Regions from separate parts of the Homo sapiens genome. Here region 2 is linked to region 1. Evidence: chromatin contacts called from ENCODE Hi-C or POLR2A ChIA-PET data. All regions are on one chromosome and are shown on one strand. Each heading gives the region's core, a stretch centred on a gene start or an enhancer-like site at or near the end of the contact. The rest is flanking DNA. Distances are from core to core; before and after follow the strand shown. Region 1 holds the start of SMYD2 (SET and MYND domain containing 2). Region 2 holds the start of FLVCR1 (FLVCR choline and heme transporter 1).

Region 1 (5,859 bases), core at 1,722-4,221:
AAAGTGGAAAAAGTTACTTGCAATAAAAAAAGTAAACAGGTAGATTACTTTGCACAATTAATCATTGAAACAGTAAACTGTCTACTGTATTGTAATTGTTTACTTCTACGTCAGTCTTTTCATCTTTTTGCTGGTTAGAGCCCCCAGAAATCAGAATGAGATTCCATGACGTTTATTCAACCTTTAAATATTTTTTCCATTCTCTCTGTGTTCCAGGAGTAGTGATAAGAGCTGGTGATGTAAGGGTAACAAAAACAGACTCATTCCCTGCCCTCATGGAGCTTGTACAGTCTGGTGGAGGATGTAAACACTAATCAGGTCATCACACAGACAAATGCAAACTGTCAGTGGTCTCACATGCCAAGGCTGTTTATATACATGTAAACAGTTATGAAGTGCTGAATGTTGGCACCCCAGCCAACCCACAATGCTGCTGGCAGATCAGTCTAAAACACTGGACTCAATGTGCCACCCCTCACTTAAACGCTTTAACTGGCTCTCCCATGGCCTCTGGGGCAGAACTCACCTCTGGAGAAGATGCTCTTCAGCTGTTCCTGCCTCATTTCCTGTCCTCTCTTCCAGATGCTCAGGGGCCCCCAACTACAAGCTCTGTGCTTTCAGGGTCTTCTGTCTTTGTACGCAGTTCTCTCTGCCCAGAAAACTCTTCTCCCCACCTCCACTTGCAAAATCCTGTCCATCCTTCAGGCTCAGCTCTAACGTTACTTGAATGTGATGCCTGTCTTGACTGTTTAGCAGGCTAAAGCTGTCACTCCCTGCCTGTACTACCACAGAACATTTTGTACAAGCCACCATAACTGCACTTATCCCAGTGAACTGTGTTTGTTTGCAGCAAAACACTGTGGTTAGGAACATGGACCTTGAATTCAGACTGACTTGGAAACCAAATTCTGCAATTTATTGTGTGGCCTTGAAAATCATTCCTTCTGGGTCTTAGTTTCCTTCCTAATTTTGGCAATGAGGGGCATAATACCTAACTCATTAGCCTGTTGTAAAGATAAACCAGATAATGTGTTTAATGATGGAGCACGATGCCTGGTCAACAATACTCAATAACTAATGGTATTATCAAACTTGAATGTGCCAAATGCAAGGACCTAGGACTACATTTTGTCCACTTTTTTTTTTTTTTTTTTTTTGAGACAGAGTTTCGCTCTTCTTGCGCAGGCTGGAGTGCAATGGTGCGATTTTGGCTCACAGCAACCTCCACCTCCCAGGTTCAAGCGATTCTCCTGCCTCAGCCTCCCGAGTAGCTGGGATTACAGGCATGCACCACCACACCTGGCTAATTTTGTATTTTTAGTAGAGATGAGGTTTCTCCATGTTGGTCAGGCTGGTCTTGAACTCTCGACCTCAGGTGATCCGCCTACCTCGGCCTCCCAAAGTGCTGGGATTACAGGCGTGAGCCACCACAGCCGGCTGATGTCCATCTTTCTATCCCAGTTGCTGGCCATAGTCAGTCGAAGTTTCTTAAAATGCATAAATGAAAATACTATCATAACTTCCTTTACTTGAAGACGGGTTAGAGGCTTATTTAGTTTGCCACTAATAAGGGCTTTTTTGTTTTCTTTTGAGACAAGGTCCTGCTCTGTCACCCAGGCTGGAGTATAATGGAGTCACCACAGCTCACTGCAACCTTGACTTCCCAGGCTCAAGCTATCCTCCCACCTCAGCACCACTTGAGAGGTGGTTAATTTCCCATAGAGACGGGGTCTTTATGTTGCCCAAGCTGGTCTCCAACTCTCCAATTCCTGGGCTCAAATGATCCTCCCACCTTGGCCTCCCACAGTGTTGGGATTACAGGGCTGAGCCACCACACCCAGCTGATAAAGACATTTTACTGAAATGCCAAAAATTCCACTGATTTTACATCTCCAATCATATTAATCCTTTCCCTTTGCTCAACCAGTCCTGAACTTACACAGGTAACTGTTTGAGGTCCTATTTTGAAGTAGTGGTTTCTGCTAAATGATCTCGTCACAATTTTAGTCTTTACTGCATGTACATCAATTCCAGTCTTTACATAATCATGTGGAACACGGATTATATTTTCCTTTCTCATATGAAAAGTAATAGCGTGCATGTGTATAGGATTTACGTTTCAGGCTTTGTGGGCTTTAAATCCTTTGACTCCTAACCCAAGTGACTTTTCTAAGATCACAGTTCGTGGGTGGTCAAGCATATTAAAACTACTGCAAACTCTAGCGCAGTGTCCTGGACACTGGCCACAGCATCGCATTATCCCCCAACAGCCTAAATTCCTTGAAGGCAAGGTTCTCTCTGGCTTCCTCTGCAACGTTCGCAGCATGCCTCAGAGACTCGGTGAGCTGGGCCGGCCAATGCATTTCCTCTTCCGTCCATGTAATTCCACTAGAGGAGCAGAGGGCAAACTACGTTCCCATTAAAGCCACAAGGTTTAAAAACCTCTAACCTTGGAAAAGCACACTTCAACCCTCTGCACACCAAACTTCTCTACTGTGGTTTCCCCTCTGCCGCTTTCTCCTTGGCGTTCCCCGATCACTGCCTCTAGGGTCTTTACAAGGGACAGCGAACGTAAGGTTTCGGAGCTGGCTTCGCCCCCTTCTATTTACCGGGGGCTGGTCATCCTTCGGGCCAGGCTGACTGTCTAGGGGTGGCCCTCGGATACCTGGTCCCCGCAGGTGACCCCCCTCCCTCCCACCGAGGAGGAGGGCGCGTCCCGCTCGCTCCGTGGAGACGCCGCGGAGGCGCACACGCCTCACGCCTCCTCGCAGAAGCCACAGGGGCTGCGGCTCTTTGTCGCGGCCACACCGGAAACGGCCCGGAGCGCGCGCGGGGCGGCCGCCGAGGGTCGCGGCGCTAGGCGGGGCCGCCGGGCCCGTCCCCCTCCCCGCGGGGGCGCGCGAGGCCCGGGCGGGGCCGCCCTCCCTTCCGGGGAGCGGGGAGCCGCCGCCGCGTCCGCCGGGCGGCTCCCACCCCGCCCCCCGCAGCTCTAGGTGACGCGTCTCCAATAACAGCTCGCCGGGAGCCGCAGCTCGGGCACAGCCGGCGGCCGCGCCCCGCCGCCACCATGAGGGCCGAGGGCCTCGGCGGCCTGGAGCGCTTCTGCAGCCCGGGCAAAGGCCGGGGGCTGCGGGCTCTGCAGCCCTTCCAGGTGGGGGACTTGCTGTTCTCCTGCCCGGCCTATGCCTACGTGCTCACGGTCAACGAGCGGGGCAACCACTGCGAGTACTGCTTCACCAGGTAGGGCGGCGGCGGCGGCGGCGGCGGGCGGGAGCCGGGGGCGCCGAGCGGGAGGCTTGGACGGCGGCGCCAGGAAGTGCGTGCGGCTCGCGGGGTCCTAGCGCCGGCCCTTGGGGCGGGGTGGGGGGCGGGGAGGGGAGGAGGCCCCGCGCTGCGGCCCCGCGCTGCAGCCCCACGCCAGGCGCCACGTGCGAGAGGAAACAGGACCGGTGCCCCGCTGCACGCCCTGCACTGCACGTTTTCAGAGTTGCTCACGCTGGATGCGCAAACCCGGGCGTGCAGGTTCCTGCCCTCAAATGTGGGCTCCGAGCCAGGCTTGTTCCAAGCCTGGGCACTCACTGCCCTCCCGGTGCATTGGCAGCGGAGCCCCAAATTTGGGCAGCCACGGGCTGTCACCTTTAACTTATGCTTCCTGCGGTGTGTTCTGTTACCCACAGTCCAGCCCTGCCTCAGATTGGCCGTTTCTTCCAAGGAATTTAATGACTTAGTATATGTCTTGTAAAGTACGCTTACATGTTAAAGTACGCTTACATGGGTGTTTGGAGGGACGCCAGTGGGCACTGACCACACCCCCTGGATTCTGAGGTGCTGCGACGATGAGTTGCAGTGTCCAGTTTCGGTTTGGGATTAGGAAAACATGGTCGCAGGAAGGGATTGGGCAAGATGTGTGGTTGCTAATGGTATTTAATTGTAAGATACCATATGTATATATGTGTCTGTGTTTGTATATATGATGCATATACATTTGCACACACCAACACATAATTATATCCTCAACTCTTATGAGAGTTTCAGAGCTTAAAGGCACATTAGAAATCACCAATTCAGTCTTGTCTTTCACTTAATGGATGAGAAAACTAAAGCCCAGAGAGAAAGTGGAGTTACCTTTATCCATTCACACCAGTAGTGAAGGGAGTGAAATCTGGCCTTATTCACTTCTGCCTATTTCTCACTGGTTAGGTGCTCAGTAAATTTACTAAGGCAGGAGGCATGGCATTGGGGTTAAGTTTATATCAGGCCTTCCAGTACTCTGAGTAGAGACCATGATTTGCTTTCTTTGAACCTCAGTTTCTTCATCTTTGAAATGGAGATTCCTGGGCTGGATTAAGCTGACCTGCGGTCCTGCAGGGACCTTTTGAGTACAGGTCTCAAGTCCAGCATACTCAATCTCTCAGACCTGTGTGCCTCATTCTACAATAAGACGTAGCAAAAGAAGGGACAAAGGCTAAATATTGTAGTAATCTTGCCCAGACTCCCTGCCAGAACTGTCTTCCGCTTGGGGGGACCTGGAAAGGAACTAGACACGGAATCATGCCGTGGGCAGCTTAAGGGCTGTATGTGATGTGGCTCTTTGAATTGGTGAGCCAAGAGCTAAAGGGTCATGGCACCACTTTGCAACGTTTGAGTGAAGTGAGCATTGGGTTTTCCCAAAGTTAAAAAGGCTGCTGTGACTGGTCCCTTGATCTTCTGAGCCTTGCTGTGGCTCGGAGTCTGCAGCAGCGTGGGTGTCTGCAGTGGCAGGAGCAAAGCAGGTCAGGCAGCACAGAAGGAGCCTCCATCAGGGATCCTGGCAATTCCTGGAAGCCATCGCCTAAGACCATGGATGCCAGGCACATAGTAGGTGCTTACTTTATATGGGTAGTTGCCAGCCCTGGCCCCCAGTGAATGAAAGATCAAATCCCTCTGGATTTAGAAGGGATGAGAAGAACTGAGAGATGCTTCTCTTTAGCTTTAAGTCTCCTAATTGTATCTACTACGCATACCCCCAACCTTAGAACATTAATGGATGGTCAGATGCAAGTTCACAAAGCATTCAGCCTGGATTATTCTGCCATATGTGACAGTTTGCTGCCTCTTTTGTTGTTAAATTTTTCTGATTGACATTTATTAGTGTTACTCACTGTTGCCTTGGGTCCCTCACCAGGGCTGCAACTTGCAATGGGGTGTTATTACAACTTGCAAACCACTTCTCTGTTTGATTTCCCTGACCTTATGTCAATACCCGTAGTTTATTTCCTCTCTCTCCCCAAAGAATTATTTGAAGTCAATTAAAATAATACAAAAGAAATAATATCCATGATACTTATGCAATTAGAAATATCCTTGTACCCTACTTCATGATTTCTATTAAATCTGAATCATTTACTATTAGTGGTTAGGTCATCTGATAGATTCAGCATCAGTTCCTCTGTCAGCAATTTGTATATGACTTAGGACAAATCAGTCTGTCCAGATGTATGAGGGGAACGTGTATTTTCCTCCATAGGGCCTCAAAGTATAGGAGTAGAATTCTGGAAATGTTCATACTTACAGGTCAAAATCTGCTGCCTGCCCCAGCTCCACACACCCAAAAGAAAGCTACCCCTTATCCTTTCTTTTGCCAGAAGTTTAACATAAACAATACTGCTTAAGATAAATGAATGACCCAAGAATTTCCATGTCATACTAATTGTATCAGGATCTAACTTTTTTTGAAGAAAAGAAAAGTGATTTCTTTAGGTAGGAATAAGTATATGCTATAAATTGAGAAATAATGGAAAATGTCTTAAGTCTCAACAGAATGGGATTCTTACGGTCAGGGCAATTCAGACAAAGGTTTGCTTTGGGGAATTTTTAATT
Region 2 (5,859 bases), core at 2,442-4,941, 1.4 Mb before region 1:
TTTTTAGTAGAGATGGGCTTCACCGTGTTAGCCAGGATGGTCTTGATCTCCTGACCTCGTGATCCACCCGCCTCGGCCTCCTAAAGTGCTGGGATTACAGGCGTAAGCCACTGCACCTGGCCAAGATTTTTTTTTTTTAAGAAACAGATTTCACGTGGTGGTGGGCGCCTTAATCCCAGCTACTTGAGAGGCTGAGGAGGGAGAATCGCTTGAACCCCGGAAACAGAGGTTGCAGTGAGCCGAGATCGCATCACTGCACTCCAGCCTGGGTGACAAGAGCGAAACTCCGTCTCAAAAAAAAAAAAAAAATAATAATAATAATTTAAAAAAAGATTTCCTTCCTTCTCTCCTCCCTCCTTTTTTCCTTCCTTCCTTTCTTTTTCTCTCTTTCTTTCTTTCTCTCTCTCTTCTTTCTTTGTCTCTTTCCTTTCTTTTCTTTCTAATTTGGCACACAAACACTTTATTTAAATGCATATCTCAATTCCTGTGCGGCTGGCAAATAAAATAAAGGAGCAGATCATGGCACAGCATTCTCATGGACCAAGTGGTCGAACCCAACATCCAAGACCCAGTGAGCAGCCAAGCTCAGTGCAACCTCCAGGCCTCTCGCTCTGACTCCAACAGGGTGAGCACATAGCCCTTGCGCATGGGGTCTTTTACACTGTGGATGATGGAGTGGCTTGTGTCTTCCATAAATTCCCGCATGCACTGTCCCTGAGAGCTGGTTCTGCCCAGGACCTTGGTGACCCTGGCTAGCTAGATAGGCTGCACATGGCTGGTGTCTGTGATGGCGATGCAGCAGCAGTTGGGCAGAGAGAAGAAATAGATTTCTTTACAAAGCAAGTAATTATTTAAAATATTCACGGTAATTCAGTATTCATTAGCTGTACTCAGTAAATATTTATTGAACAGCTACTATGTGCTAGGTACTCGCACAAAGTACACTGGTTACAAATTCTTGAAAAATAGTAGCGGTAGCAAAAAGCAACAAAACTTTCAGCCCTGCCCTTATGGAACTCACATTCTAGTGGGCAGGGAGAAAATAACCAGAAAAAGGCCCAGCACAATGGCTCATGCCTGTAATCCTAGCACTTTGGGAGGCCGAAGTGAGCTGATCAGTTGAGACCAGTCTGAGCAATGTGGCAAAACCCCATCTCTACAAAAAATACAAAAAGTACTCAGGCTTGGTGGTCAGCCGAGAGAGAGAGAGAGAAGGAAAGAAAGAGAGAGAGAAAGAAAGAAAAGAAAGAAAGAGGCCAGGCTCGGTGGCTCAGGCCTGTAATCCCAGCACTTTGCGAGGCTGAGGCGGGCGGATCACGAGGTCAGGAGTTCAAGACCAGCCTGGCCAATATGGTGAAACCCTGTCTCCACTAAAGAAAAATACAAAAATTAGCCAGGCATGATGGCGCGGGCCTGTAGTTCCAGTTACTCGGGAGGCTGAGGCAGAAGAATCGCTTGAACCTGGGAGGTGGAGGTTGCAGTGAGCCGAGATCGCGCCACTGCACTCCAGCCTGGGTGACAGAGCAAGACTGTCAAAAAAAAAAAGAAAGAAAGAAAATAACCAGAAAAAAAAAGTAAAAATATAGGACATTTTAGGTGAAGGTAAGCACTAGGAAAGAAAGAAAAAAAAAAGCAGGGAAGGGATGTTGGCCGGGGCGGGCGGAGGGGGGGATTTATACAGTTTGGCCAAGGAAGACATTATAATAATGCACTTATTCCTTAGTTTAGAACATGTAGCATTTCACCTGTACCGAGAGATGCCTGATATATTTCATACATGACCAAAATAATAATGTAAGAGGCAATAAAAAAGTGCAGGGTTTTAGGGTTCTAGATATCAGCACATTTTAAGATTAAATGCATGGTAAGAACTTTTGTACTATATACACCTAGTTTGAACTTAAATTTAATAACAAACTCTTTGGAGTCTCTCTCTCTCTCTTTTTTTTTTTTTCCCAAACATAGCTTCCCAAGGAGCAGAAGGGCTGAATTTTCTCTAGTTCCAGGAAGACCGCAAGGCTACTGTGCTCTGGATGTCTCGTTTTTATTTTTTTATTTTTTTATTCTCCAGATCTCAAGACGGTGTCTGGCACATACCATTCAATACAAGTTTGGTACCTGGAACCCACTGAATATGCATGTCCAGTAACTATTAACTACATGTGTTGGTGCAAGGGAGAAGGTCGAGCAACCGGATCTGCTCCATCATAGCCCGTCTCAGTCGCTTCATTCAAGTCAGCGGGGTGAGGTTGAGGGGATTCCAACTTCACAAGGGCAGATTTCTCATGGACTCTCTTTCTCTGGTTGTACTGGAACACTTTCTGGCGTTATTCCTCTGCTGGGACAGCATGAACTTATGAAACGTGGTCCTGTCTGCCCTAAAGCCAGGGTCTCACCGACAAGGACAGCGATGCTGGGGCGAGAAATAAAGTTCGTCCTGGGCCTGCGTACGGTACAGCGCCCTTGGGAAGCCCTTGTGGAGTTAAGGGTGATGCCCACTTCTTTGTCTCCCTCATTCTGTTTCGGTGGCTCTCTCGTTCCCAGTTCCAAGCTGCCCACTTGTTAGAGGAGCCACTGCTTACCAGGCATCTGGTTTAATAAAACATGGCTAGAGCGACTGCATGTTAAAGTGAGTAACTAGGCACTCACAAGGCACCTATAAGGTTAATGCTAAAGGTCTGAAAATAGCCGCATTCTAAGCTGACCAACAATTATAATTACACAATATTTATGGCCATACAGGACATCTCCCACCAAGTCTGCGGAATTGTCCAGATGTCCTGAGTTTTTTTTTTTTTTTTAGACAAGGTCTCACTTTGTCGCCCAGGCTAGGCTGGAGGGCAGTGTGGTGCGATCTCAGCTCACTGCAACCTCCGCCTCCCAGGTTCAAGTAGTTCTCCTGCCTCAGCCTCCTGAGTAGCTGGGACTACAGGCATGCACCACCACGCCTGGCTACTGGCTTTTTTTTTTTTTTTTTTTTTTTTAAATAGATGGCATCTCAGTATGTTGCCCAGGCTGGTCTCGAACTCCTGGGCTCAAGGGAGACTCCTGTCCGGCCTCCCACAGTGCTGGGATTACAGACGTGGCCACCGAGCCCGGCCCAGCCCTCTACTCAGAGATAACGTCAATGCGCAGGCTTAGGTTGAAGGATTAATGGTCATTAGTGCACCAACAGCCCCTACCTTTAGTGGGCACATCAGCACATTCCACGATTAATCACAGCTCCTCACAGCTGCCTCTAAGTAGTGACACTACCGAAGGACGGGAGTTCCTCCTCCTGCAGTCTGAGGACTTGCACTCTCTAACGGAGTAGATTCCAATAAACTTGCTTCCTTCACTGCGCTCTGTGACTCGCCTCCAATTCTTCCCTGAAGTAGACCCAAGAACCCTCTCTTGGGGTCTGGATCGAGACCCCTTTTTCCAGCAACACAACCCGCGGGGCCGCCTCCCGCCCACCCTCAGGTGCAGGAGACCCCGGGCCATGCATCCTTCCGGGCAGGAAAATGTCAGCCAGCGCTCGCCGGCCGCTTTCCTCCCCCGCCTCCCGAAGTTCTCGCCCGGTAGCTCCCCGACTGGCTCTCGCGCCGGACAAAGGCGCACGCTGATTGGCCGGAGGGCCGTAGTCATGCAGGACGCGCGACTCTAGGGGCGGGACCAGACAAGGGGTGACTGCCGCGCGGCGCGGGGGAGGAGACCTTCATCTGTTCACGCGGTAGCGCGGATTGCGGTTCGCGGCGCGCGCCACCGGGGAAGGAGCGGTGGGCCGAGGGGTTGGAGGTGGGGCCCCAGGAGGACCTCGGGCTGTGGGCCGGGAGAGCGGAGTCGGGGAGTGGGGCGGGGGAGCGAGGTGGCGCCGGGGAGCCTGGGATATGGCGCGGCCAGACGATGAGGAGGGGGCGGCGGTGGCGCCCGGACACCCGCTCGCGAAAGGATACCTCCCGTTGCCGAGGGGCGCGCCCGTTGGGAAGGAGAGCGTGGAGCTGCAGAACGGGCCCAAAGCGGGCACCTTCCCGGTGAATGGGGCCCCCCGGGACAGCCTCGCTGCCGCCTCGGGAGTTCTGGGCGGGCCTCAGACTCCACTGGCCCCAGAAGAGGAGACCCAGGCCCGGCTGCTGCCTGCGGGCGCGGGAGCTGAGACCCCGGGGGCCGAGAGCAGCCCGCTGCCCCTTACGGCGCTCTCCCCGCGGCGCTTCGTGGTGCTCCTGATCTTCAGCCTGTACTCGCTGGTCAACGCCTTTCAGTGGATCCAGTACAGCATCATTAGCAACGTCTTCGAGGGCTTCTACGGTGTCACCTTGCTGCACATCGACTGGCTGTCCATGGTGTACATGCTGGCCTACGTGCCCCTCATCTTCCCGGCCACCTGGCTGCTGGACACCAGAGGCCTGCGGCTCACCGCCCTGCTGGGCTCCGGCCTCAACTGCCTGGGTGCCTGGATCAAGTGCGGCAGTGTGCAGCAGCATCTCTTCTGGGTCACCATGTTGGGCCAGTGCTTGTGCTCGGTGGCCCAGGTGTTCATCCTGGGCTTGCCCTCCCGCATCGCCTCAGTGTGGTTTGGGCCCAAAGAGGTGTCCACAGCTTGTGCCACCGCCGTGCTGGGCAATCAGGTAAGTACTGGAGTGGTAGGTGAAAGTCAGATCCTTAAAAGACCGGAAAAAGTCATAGGCCGTGAGAACTATGGCCTGTATGGATGAACTGCCCCAGGAGGTATTTGTCTATAAAAGAGGAGATGAAGCCGTTGAATAGGAGGCCGTCTTGGATTGAAGTGGGCTATAAATTTCTTTGTAAGGACAAAATTTTCCAAACGACCTTGTCATCTTGCTTTGAAAATTACCTATAAAATAATTAACTGGGCCGGGCGCGGTGGCACACACCTGTAATCCCAGCACTTTGGGAGGCCGAGGTGGGTGGATCACTTCAAGTCAGGAGTTCCAGACCAGCCTGGGCAACATGGGGAAACCCCGTCTCTGTTAAAAATACAGAAATTAGCCAGGCCTGCTTGCGGGTATCTGTAGTCCCAGCAACTCAGGAGGCTGAGGCAGGAGAATCTCTTGAACCCGGGAGGTGGAGGTTGCAGTGAGCGGAGATTGCACCTTTGCACTCCAGCTTGGGTGACAGAGTGAGACTCTGTCTCAAATAATAATAATAAACTGTAACCATAATAATAATAATAATAATTAACTGTATTGGCTTGTGTATGCCTAACATGGAAAATTTGTCAATGCAGTAACGAACAAGACTTGGGGTATTATTTTTGTCACCAGTGTATTTGTGAAAGGAAGGTATTGGGTTCTGGGAAGATTGTTTCCATTTTGAGAGGTCATTGTGAACAGCTCCCTTTTAATTTCATATATTAGCAGTCAGCACAGTTCCTGGCACATAAGGGACACATAAATGACTGCTAACCAAAAGTTCTGGGCTGGGCGTGGTGGCTCACGCCTGTAATCTCAGCACTTTGGGAGGCTGAGGCAGGCGGATCACTTGAGGCCAGGAGTCTGAGACCAGCCTGGCCAACATGGCAAAACCAAATACACAAAAATTAGTGGGGCATGGTGTGGTGCATGCCTGTAATTCCAGCTACTCAGGTGGCCAAGGCATGAGAATCTACATGCTTATTGCTTTATAGTCATTTCCCTTATCTAAAAGTACAGAAGATGGAGTAGGTTGAACTATAGTTGTTTGTCCAAAATAATTTATGACTGATACTTGAGTTGGTTGCATCTGCAGGTTTGGACAGAAGCTATTATAAAGTTTTTTGTGTGTGTGGTTTTTTTTTTTTTTTTTTGTAGAAATGGGGTTTCTCCATGTTGCTCATGCTTGTCTCGAACTGCTGAGCTCAAGCTCTCTGCCCACCTCTGC

Evidence for each region. A loop is a pair of places that touch in the nucleus more often than their neighbours do. ChIA-PET counts read pairs that join two places held with the same protein, here RNA polymerase II (POLR2A). Pooled maps may share reads with other maps.
Region 2: a map of B cell shows a loop between it and region 1 (20-fold over the local background). The contact joins the promoter of FLVCR1 here to the promoter of SMYD2 in region 1. A Hi-C loop is called at or near these places in 1 of 168 maps with a recorded cell type or tissue (B cell) and 8 of 50 pooled maps. POLR2A ChIA-PET finds 5 or more read pairs at or near these places in 3 of 52 experiments (PC-9, T-cell and activated T-cell).

What each region holds. Positions count from the first base shown.
Region 1 is chr1:214,278,188-214,284,046 of GRCh38, forward strand. It overlaps SMYD2 (SET and MYND domain containing 2), which reads left to right and starts at 2,972. Exons shown (of 12, transcript NM_020197.3): 1 at 2,972-3,240. The coding sequence starts at 3,068. LOC124904509 (a long non-coding RNA gene) reads right to left here and starts at 2,849. Exons shown (of 2, transcript XR_007066876.1): 1 at 527-2,849. RefSeq lists an enhancer at 1,927-2,492 and silencers at 2,772-3,061, 3,082-3,201, 3,232-3,391.
Region 2 is chr1:212,854,584-212,860,442 of GRCh38, forward strand. FLVCR1 (FLVCR choline and heme transporter 1) reads left to right here and starts at 3,692. Exons shown (of 10, transcript NM_014053.4): 1 at 3,692-4,607. The coding sequence starts at 3,870. It overlaps FLVCR1-DT (FLVCR1 divergent transcript), which reads right to left and starts at 3,555. Exons shown (of 2, transcript NR_027286.1): 1 at 3,183-3,555; 2 at 2,021-2,335. It also overlaps the pseudogene RPS28P2. RefSeq lists silencers at 3,793-3,852, 3,933-4,142.